Linked DNA regions of Homo sapiens: region 2 is linked to region 1. A link is an interaction called in ENCODE POLR2A ChIA-PET data of the cell type or tissue named here. Cell type or tissue: HCT116. All regions are shown on one strand. Links, peaks and the distances in the headings refer to the core of each region. The heading gives the core; the rest is flanking DNA.

Evidence for each region. Peaks named below come from ENCODE experiments on the same cell type or tissue, not always from the same donor. Only the 100,000 strongest peaks of a DNase experiment are listed, where the experiment ranks them.
Region 2: POLR2A ChIA-PET joins it to region 1 with 7 read pairs; 3 of 35 experiments call an interaction of 5 or more read pairs at or near these places.

The regions. Positions count from the first base shown.
Region 1 is chr6:151,202,199-151,207,575 of GRCh38, forward strand. The region is part of intron 1 of LOC102723831 (a long non-coding RNA gene); the gene reads right to left. Among named protein-coding and RNA genes, the nearest start is that of AKAP12, 35 kb to the right of the region's middle. In HCT116, for the core only: no CTCF peak of the experiment used is centred there; no DNase peak of the experiment used is centred there.
Region 2 is chr6:151,046,974-151,052,350 of GRCh38, forward strand. The region is part of intron 26 of MTHFD1L (methylenetetrahydrofolate dehydrogenase (NADP+ dependent) 1 like); the gene reads left to right. Among named protein-coding and RNA genes, the nearest start is that of MIR12131, 53 kb to the right of the region's middle. In HCT116, for the core only: no CTCF peak of the experiment used is centred there; no DNase peak of the experiment used is centred there; H3K27ac peaks cover 4,280 bases.

The DNA of each region.
Region 1 (5,377 bases), core at 299-5,298:
TAAAATGTTGCAACCTCTATGGAAAACAGTAGGCAGCTTCTCAAAAAATTAAAAATAGCACTATTATGATTCAGCAATTCCACTTCTGGGTATACATCCAAAAGAATTGAAAGAGGAGTCTCAAAAAGATATTTGCATACCCATGTTCACAGCAGCATTTATTCATGGTACCCAAGAGGTGAAAGCAATCCAAGCGTCTACCAAAGGATGACTGGAGAAACAAAATGTGGTCTATGCATACAATGGAATATTATTCAGCCTTAGAAAGGAAGACAATCCAGCTGGGCACGGTAGGTAGCTCACACTGGTAATCCCAGCACTTTGAGAGGCCAAGGTGGGCGGATCACCTGAGGTCGGGAGTTCAAGACCAGCCTGACCAACATGGAAAAACCCCATCTCTACTAAAAATACAAAATTAGCTGGGCGTGGTGGCACACGCCTGTAATCCCAGCTAACTCGGGAGGCTGAGGCAGGAGAATCACTTGAACCCGGGAGGTGGAGGTTGCTGTGAGCCGAGATTGCGCCATCGCAGTCCAGCCTGGGAAAACAATAGCGAAACTTTGTCTCAAAACAAAAACAAAAACAAAAACAAAGCAAAACAAAAAAAAAGGAAGAAAATCCTGTTACATGCTGCAACATGATGAACTTTGAGAATATTACGGTAAGTGAAATAAGCAAATCGCAAAAAGATGAATACTGTATGATTCCACTAATATGAAGTAGTCATCAAATTTATAGAAACAAAAAGTAGAATGGTGGGTACCAAAGGATGAGGAGGAGGAAAGGGGAAGTTATTATTGAATGGGTATAAAGTTTTGAATTTGCAAGATGAAAAAGACTGGGAGATCTGTTTCACAACAATGTGAATACACTTAACAATATTAAACTGCACACTTAAAAATGGCTAAGATGGTATAATTTATGCTATGTGATTTTTTAGCATCAGTGTTTTTTTTTAACAGGAAGGTGGGATAATTGAGGGCTTGAAATTCTAACACCTTTTCCTTCCATTGGTCAATCCTTCCATTGGTCTATTAATCCTTTCTTTTCTTACATTTGATCTTGAGCTCTTATGTGTTGGAAGTATTTTTTTTTTATTTTTGCTTTTGTTTTTACTATTACTTCAATCTCTTTGTGATAGGTCTCTTCAGATTTCCATTTCTTCTTGGATCAGTTTACATAGTTTGTGTCTCTTTAGAAATTTGTCTATTTCATATCTGCTGTCTGATTTGTTTGCATACAATTGTTCAAAATATCCCCTCATAATTTTTTTTTATTTCTGTAGAGTCGGAAGTAATCAAGTCTTCTTTTTTTCTTGGTTAGTTTAGCTAATATTTTGTCAATTTTGTTGGTCTTTCCAAAGATTAACATTTTGTTTTGTTGATTTTCTCTCTTGTTTTTCTATTCTGTATTTCACTTATTTCCATTAGAGTCTTTATTCTATCCTTCCTTCTACTTGTTTTTGGGTTTAGTTTTCCCTTCCTTTTCCAGTGTCTTAAGGTGAAAGTTTAGATTATTGATTTTAGCTCTTTCTTCTTCATTAATATTGGCATTTACAGCTATAAATTTCCCTCTAAGCAGCAGGTTAGCTGCATCCCGTAAGTTTGGGTATACTGTGTTTTTATTTTCACTCATCTCAAACTATTTTCTAATTTCTCTAATTACTGAGATTCAGCCATTTTTCTTGAATGCATACTTCCTGAATTCCTGCCAGAATTTGATTAATTTCTAGAGCCCTAAAAAAGTTGATTCTTCCCTTTTTTGCCAGTTTTCTCATTATTTTCATAGAGGAGAAATTTTTCAGAGGTCCTTTCTCTGACATTTTTGCTGACATCTTCCTTCCTTCCTTTCTCTCTTTCTCTCTTTCTTTTTCTGAGACAGAATCTCACTCTGTCACCCAGGTTGGAGTGCAGTGGCATGATCTCAGCTCACTGCAACCTCTGCCTCCCAGGTTCAAGCGATTCTCCTGCCTCAGCCTCCGGAGTAGCTGGGATTACAGGCACCTGGCACCACGCCCGGCTAATTTTTATATTTTTAGTAGAGACAGGGTTTCATCATGTTGGCCAGGCTGGTCTCAAACTCCTGACCTCAAGTGAGGAGTTCATTTGGCCTCCCGCCTTGGCCTCCCAAAGTGCAGGGATTACAGGTGTGAGCCACTGCGCCCTGCCAGACATCATTTTTTCTTGCATTTCAAACCTTGGTGGGAGCTTTCCTCCCTCAGCTCAGTGGTATCCTCATGGCCTGGGACAAGGCCTCTGGCCTCTTTTCTCTGAACATCACTGTCCTAGTCTGCTGGGACTGCTGTAACAAAATATTATAGACTGGGTGGCTCATACAACAGACATTTAGTTCTCACAGTTCTGGCAGCTGGGAAGTTGCCCTCACTGAGGAACTAAATAGGCAGGCACCCTGATCTTGGACTTCTTACATCATTAATTCAAATGCAAAGGGATTTACTCTGAGGGAAACTGATGAAAGTTTTTCTTGGCTTTATGCTGGGGGCGGTACTAGGAGACGTCACCCTGTGAGGTCACTCTCAGTTCCTCCCTCCTCCTTTCTCTTACCTTTCACCCAGTCCCTGAGATAAGGCAGGTTTGGAGCCCACCAAGATGATTTGATCATTCCTTGGGCTTAGTCTGAAGCGATTCAAGACCATGGTTCCTGCTGATCGAGTGGCAAGAGCATTGGCTTTAGAGTCCAATGTAAATTGGCCTAAACTCAGCTGTGCCACCCACTGCATAGGTCCCTGGTAAGTCCCTTACCATCCTTGAGCCTCAGTTTACTTTTCCGTAAAATGGGGGTAATACTATTCACTTTAGGGAGTTCCTAAAAAGATTAAATTAAGTAATGTATGCATTTGAAGTGCCCAAGAGACTGCCAAACTTCTAGATAGGGCTTGATCATAATTATGCCTCAGTATTATGCAGTAAGGGTGACTTACATAGCCTTGTCAATAATCTTTTCCTTTATTAAATAAATAGTTCTCTCTGAAAGTTATTTCTTATATTTAATCTCAATTCCAGATTGTATTTATTTATTTTTTATTTTATTTATTTATTTTTTTTCTGAGATGGAGTCTTGCTCTGTCAACCAGGCTGGAGTGCAGTAGCATGATCTTGGCTCACTGCAATCTCCGCCTCTTGGGTTCAAGTGATTCTCCTGCCTCAGCCTCCCAAGAAGCTGGGATTACAGGCGCCCGCCACCATGCCTGGCTAATTTTTTTTGTATTTTTAGTTGAGACGAGGTTTCATTGGCCAGGCTGGTATCAAACGCCTGACCTCAGGTGATCCGCCCACCTCGGCCTCCCAAAGTGCTGGGATTACAGGTGTGAGCCACTGCACCCCAGATTGTATTTAACGCCTTTCCTTCAGTCTTAGCTAGAAAAATAGAAAAGAAAAAGGAAAAGAAATGGCTGCTAACACTGCCTCCAGAACCCTTCCCAGCCTGCATTAAAGCTGTCCCTTGGTCGCCTTATCATTAATCTAGATGTCTTTGCTCAGCCTCTCTGCTCTCCGTCTCTTTACTCCTCCTTTGATAATCCTTTACCCACTTTCATGTTGCTCTTTCTTGCATCTCTTCCTATGTGTATTAACTGATGTATTCTGCAGGTCAGTGGACTGCAAAGGTCAAAGTCTGTGTGTCTGAGACTTGGATTCAGCTGTCAGCCCCCAGCCTCTTAGACAATTCAAGACAGGGTTAAAGTTGCAATCAGAGACAATGAGGCTGCAAGAGAAACAAAGGCTGGATTTGATGGGCAACTGGGACAGCTGGAGATGACAAAATCTCTTTAGACTGATTTTTCCTGAGGTCAAAAGACTTGGGAGGGTGGGGTAGAGCAAGGAGTGTTCAAGAATAACTGTAAACATGAGCCTTGCACACATATAAAACACGGGTCAGAAAATGCTAGGCCTATTTCATTAATTTTCACAAAAGATTCCCTCAGACTTTTCAGTCTCTTTTTTAAGTAATCGATGCATGCCCTAAATCCCATTCATTCATTCTTCTTTTATTTGTTTATTTTTCATTATCTGCCCTACCCGATTTATTATGCACTTAATTGTCATATTCCCTTTTGTTACTGGTTTCTTTGCCACTTTTCTGACTGGTCACTCTTGTCCTCATTACAGATCTTTCAAGGCCATTTATTTGATATAATGAAAAGAATGAAGTTTGGAATCTGATGGTTCAGCCACTAGGAGTTGCACAACCTTCAACAAGTGACAATAGGCCTGTTTCACAATGACCTCCCAGAACTGTTAGAGCTCTAAAGCACAACCAACCTTTACTTAGCAAAGCCTGCTCTTGGAGTTGGTGTTATGGTTTGAGTTCTGCCCTCCCCAAATTTATATTCCTAAAATTTCTAACCCCCAATGTGGAATGTGATGGCATTTGGAGATGGGCGTTTGTGAGGTGTTAATAATTAGGTTTAGATGCAGACGTGAAGGTGGGGCGCTCATGATGGGATTAGTGCCCTTATAAGAAGAGACACAAGACAGCTTGGTCTCTCTCTCCCTCTCTTCCTCTCCACGTGAGGAAACAAAGGGACGGGGCCATCTGCAAGCCAAAAGAGAACCTTCACCAGGAACCATATAGGCCAGCACCTTGGTCTTAGACTTCCCAGCCCCTAGAATTATGAGAAATAAATGACTGTAGTTTAAGCCACCCAGCCTGTGGTATTTTTTCATGGCAGCGCCAGCTGACTAAGAAAATGGATTTTCAGGAATAAAGATGAGCTTGATTTTCCTCATGACCAATGGCTGGCATTTGTGAGTAAGAGAACTTACACTCTATGTCTGTGGTGAAAATAGAGGTAGGTAGCACTGGGTGTGGTGGCTTACACCTCTAATTCCAGCTATTCTGGAGGCTGAATTCGGAGGATCGCTTGAGCCCAGGAGTTTGAGTCCAGCCTGGGCAACATAGCGAGACCTTGTTTCAAAAGAAGAAAAATAGAAGTAGATAAGTTTCACTGTCCCAGGATCTACCATCAAACCTCTAGACAATGTAGGGTCTTACCCTGATTTCATTCACATCAGAATCATCGGGGGAGTTGTTTTTTGTTTTTTGGCTTTTTTTTTTTTTTTTTGGAGTTTCACTCTTGTGGCCCAGGCTGGAGGGCAGTGGTGCGATCTCAGCTCATTGCAACCTCTGCCTCCCAGGTTCAAGTGATTCTCCTGCCTCAGCCGCCCAAGTAGCTGGGATTACAGGTGCCTGCCACCACGCCTGGCTAATTTTTTGTATTTTTTTTAGTAGAGGTGGGGTTTTGCCATGTTGGGCAGGCTGGTCTTGAACTCCTGACCTCAGATGATCTGCTCGCCTTGGTCTCTCAAAGTGTTGGGATTACAGGCGTGAGCCACCATGCCCTGATTTTTGGCTTTCA
Region 2 (5,377 bases), core at 97-5,096, 160 kb before region 1:
TGTGGAGAAATATAACGGATAATATCTGGAACTCGCGGCAGTTTACAGGCTTAACTATGTATGTGTTCCTTAAATTATCCACCCGCAGATATCAGATTACAATAAGTCCTCACTTAATGTCATTGATAGGTTCTTGGAAACTACCACTTTAAGCAAAAAGACATGATGCATATGAAACCAGTTTTCCCATAGTCTAATTGATAGGAAAAAGAGTTAAGTTATGCAGCCACACAGTACCTCGTTTGGCTTAAAGTCACTGTTTCCAAGAACCTATCCACAATGTTAAGTAAGGACTTACCGTATATGAAAATATTTGCAGTAAATTGCTTTTGAGAGAATTGGTTATCACACTCTTCTCTGGGTATCATTGAAAATTCAGAATGTTTAATTACATCAGGCTATACTCACTGGTATAAAATCAGGGAGCAAGTATAAAGTAGGTGTAGGGAAATAATTTATGTTGGATTAAATGATCCAATGAAGGGATTTTATTAAGCCCCTAGAAGTCCCAGAATGAAAATGTATAACTGCATGACTAACCCCTAAGAATTTGCTGGGGTTTCTGCATTAAGTACGCTTCCCAGGCCATTTGTAATGAAGGTACCGTGATCTGTTAAGGAAGAGACCTACAGCTGGGAACAAAAAGAGCCAATTCCATCCTAGACATCAGTCTCCTGTTTGACTCATTCCAACCCCAAGAATATGTTGTAGAGTGTAGGACCCATGAAAGTTACTTACTGTGCTTCCCTGTACCTTCCGTCATCCAGTTCCCAGACATATCTGTGTTTCTTCTCTGAATGCCTAGTTACTTGGGATCCCATGCTGTATTGGTCTGTTCTCACACTGCTGTAAAGAACTACCTGAGACTGGATAGTTTATAAAGAAAAGAGGTTTAATTGACTCAGTTTTACAGGCTATACGGGAAGCATGGCTGGGGAGGCCTCAGGAAACTTACAATCATGGTGGAAGGCAAAGGGGAAGCAAGCACATCTTCACATGGCGGCAGGAAAGAGAGAGAGTGAAGGGGCAGTGCCACACACTTTTAAACAACCAGATCTCATGAGAACTCACTATCACGAGAACAACAAGGGGGAAATTCACCCCCATGATCCAGTCACCTCCCACCAGGCCCCTCCTCCAACACTGAAGATCATAATTCATCATGAGATTTGGCTGGGGATACAGCGCCAAACCATAGCACATGCCTTTCCCAGGACTGGTGATGGAGGAACGGTGCCCTTGTCACACCTACCAGAATATACTCACCCACCTCCAGACACTCCATTTCTCTTTCAAGCACACCTCTTCACTTGTGCCGCCAGCTAAGGTTTACTGCAGTTACTTCCTTTGTGTGTCCTCTTACCTTACCAAGTCGCCTCACCCACCATCTACTGTTAATTAAATTACCACCTCCCCCACTTCCCACCTCCAGAGTAGAGACTGTGTCTTCAGTTCTCTTGGCCTTCCCACAATGGGAAGTCCAGTGTAGAACATACCCTAGGAGCCAACTAAATGTGCTAGTGGCCTGCCAACCCTGCAGAGGGCTAGGGAATCTTCAAGGAGTCTGCTGCCAGTGAAACTCACCAGTACTAGAATCCCAGGCTCCAAAGAAGTCTAGAAAAGTACATCTTTTAAGGAGGTAATAAGAGGCTCAAGTGCCCACAAATCCTATCTGCTCTTGGCCTAGTTCTTTTGGGATCAATGTGCTAGTCTCTCTTGTCGAACCAGTTACTGACCAGCAAGACTAAAAAACCAGGCCCAAACACATTCTATTCATGTGCTTAGATATGGACCTACGGATCAAATATCCCACTGTAAAGCAAAACAGCAAACTGTTTTTCCCTTGTACTTTCACACTCAACAATAGCACGCTTCTGTGGCTGGCTGTGTGGGGGCTTTTCCTTACACACCAAATATTTCTCACAAACACCAACCAGGTGTCCTCTTATTCAATTCAATCCTGACACTGTCTACCTGGAGATGGTGTCGGATCCCACAGATTGACGGCTCAGTCCCATGAGACCAGCCCCACTTCAGGCACTAATTGCAAATCCAGGCCATGCATACTTCTCTGACTGCCTGGCTAAAAACCGCATTCACAGCCGGGCACGGTGGCTCATGCCTGTAATGCCAACACTTTGGGAGACCAAGGTAGGTGGATCACTTGAGGTCGGAGGTTCGAGACCAGCCTGGCCAACATGGTGAAACCCCATCTCTATTAAAAATACAAAGATTAGGCCGGGCACAGTGGCTGACGCCAGTAATCCCGGCACTTTGGGAGGCCGAGGCAGGCAGATCACGAGGTCAGGAGATTGAGACCATCCTGGCTAACACAGTGAAACCCTGTCTCTACTAAAAATACAAAAAAATTAGCCAGGTGTGGTGGCAGACGCCTGTAGTCCCAGCTACTCAGGAGGCTGAGGCAGGAGAATGGCGTGAACCCGGGAGGCGGAGCTTGCAGTGAGCGGAGATCGCGCCACTGCACTCCAGCCTGGGCAAGACAGCGAGACTCCGTCTCAAAAAAAAAAAAAAAAAAAAATTAGCTGGGTGTGGTGGCGGGCTCCTGTAAGCCAAGCTACTAGGGAGGCTGAGGCAGGAGAATCGCTTGAACCCAGGAGGCGGAAGTTGCAGTGAGTTGAGATCCTGCCACTGCACTCCAGCCTGGGAGACAGAGTGAGACTCCATCTCAAAAAAAAAAAAAAAAAATGGGTTCGCATGAGCCCCCTCCTTGGGTTCAATTAAGTTCCTAGGATGGCTCACAGAACTGAGAGAAACACTTATTTACAGAGGTGTTATGATATATATTGATTTTCGTCCATGGTTCCTGGTTCCTGAATCCCATAAACCTTCTTACAGCCTTTTGTTATAATGTTGGGGGTGTCACGCCTCAGGGGCAGGCCTCTGACCTTCCCTGCCCTCCTTGCACTGTAATGTTTCCCCCATTTCTGATTGTGAGTCTTAAGACCCTCCCATGAGAGGGTCCCACCCTACACCTTGTGGGAAGGAATGTGGATGTCATGAAGTGTCCATAAAAACCCAAGAGGACAGGGTTCAAGGGGATTCCAGATAGCCAGACATGTGGAGCTTCCTGGAAGGCAGGGCACCCAGGTCGGGCATGGAAGTTCTGCACCTCTTCCCCCATACCTCGCCCTACACACCTCTTCATATGTGTCCTTTGCAATATCTTTTTGTTGTTGTTGTTTGTTTGAGACAGAGTCTCGCTCTGCTGCCCAGGCTGGAATACAATGGCATGATCTTGGCTCCCTGCTACCTCCGCCTCCTGGGTTCAAGCGACTCTCCCACCTCAGCCTCCTGAGTAGCTGGGATTACAGGCATCCACCATCATGCCTGGCTAGTTTTTGTATTTTTGTAGAGACGGGGTTTCACCATGTTGGCCAGGCTGGTCTTGAACTCCTGACCTTAGGTGACCCGCCCGCCTTGGCCTCCCAAAGTGCTGGGATTACAGGCGTGAGCCACCGTGCCTGGCCTGTAGTATCCTTTATAATAAACTGGAAATGTTAAGCATGTGTTTCCTTTAGTTCTGTTAGCTGCTCCAGCAAATTAATCAAACCCAAAGAGGGGAGTCCTAGGAACTCCAATTTGAAACCAGTTGGTCAGAAGTTCCAGAGGCCCAGACTTGCGACTGGTATGGTGGGGGGCACTCGGCCCTGTGGGATCTGACACTATCTCTGGGTAGACAGGGTCGGAACTGAACTGGAAGCCACCCCACCTGGTGTCTGCTGCTTGGTGTATGGGGAAACCCCATACACATTTGGTCACAGAAGTCTTCTATGTTGATGACTGTTGTGGTGCGACAGCAGAGGAAAACACGGTTTGAGGAGAGCTTTTCCCAACACGCTTATGTGTGCCAGTTTATTATAGAAGACACAGATGAACACCAGATGAAGAGATGCATAGGGCATGGTCTGTGGAGTTGGGGTTCACCTCCCTCCTGGCACAAGGATGCCTTCACCAACCCAGAAACTCATCAAGTCTTGTTCAAGGATTTTTGTAGAGCTTAATCTCCACTCCCCGCCCTCCACCCTTCCTGGAGGTTGATGGGTGGGGCTGAAAGTTCCAGCCCTCCAATCTTCTACTTACTTGGTCTTTCCATCCTGAGGCTAGCTGGAGGCCCACCCCGTCACTCCATTACCTTAAGCTCAGGTGTTATTGAAGGAGCTCCTTATGAATAGAGCAAAATCACCCCTATCAGAAATTTCAAGAGTTTTAGGAAACCTGTGACTGGAACCAAGGACAAAGATGAAATATATTTTGTATGATAGCACACCCACCAGATTGGATCGTGGGGCCATATGGCCTTTAGTGTGGAAGCTGCTTGACCACATTTTCCGCCCATGCACTGCCATTCTCATTTCAGGCTGCGTCATCATCATCATCACCATCACCTGTTCTTAGCAAAGGTCGCACACCTTCCAAATGCTTTGTATAGATTAGCTCATCACTCCCCATACTCACCCTGGGAGCATAGTCAGGGATAAGAGGTAGAGTTCTAGCGCTCTGTGGCTACTATGGTTTATGGGATCTTTGCGCAGGAATAACTGGACTTTAAACATCTTGGCTTTTCTTTTCAGTAGGTCAGTCGGCATGTACTCACAGGGCCGTGCATGCTGAGCATTGAGACACATCACAAGGGAGTGAAAACCTGCTGCCATACCCCCCCAGAGGCAGCAGGATGTTTGGATAAATAAGGCATAAACACCTGGAGAATTAAAGCAAGTACAATTAGTGCAGCCTTTGCCAAGAGAAAGGTGTAAGTGCTAAATGCAGTAGATGTTCAAATACGGCAGAGACCACAGTGGGCAGGGTAGGCCAAGAATGCTGCCTAAGGAGTGGGGCTTGGGGTGAAACTGGGGCATTTGAGACACTGCAGGCCCATCACCCTGGCTGCGCCCTCCTGAGGGAGGCAGGGACTGAGGCGGGAGGCCTGGAGAGGTCTGTGCGTGAGCCTGGGGGCTCATTGATAAGGAGCTTCCAGTGGGGGCAATAACATTGGAAGTGGAGAGGATGGCATGTGTGCCGGGAGACGCAGTGGAGTGGAAGTCGCCGGAACTGACAAGGGATGGGATGTGAGCAAGGAGTCCAGGTGAGTCCTGGGGACCTGAAAGGATGGACCCAGAGAGATAAACGACTTCAAACCGGCACGGCAGTGAAGTGACTGACCCGCGAGTGCCCTGCACCGAGGCTGACATTTGACTTCCTGCCAAGTTGGCCATCAGACAGTTAGAAATCAATTTTGGAGTTCAGGAGAGAGGCCAGAGCTGAAAATTGGGGAGTTGTTTACATTGGGAGTGATATACAGTCTCTACATTTCCATCCAGTTCAAAACATTCTTGCGTGTCTGCTATGCACTGTGCAC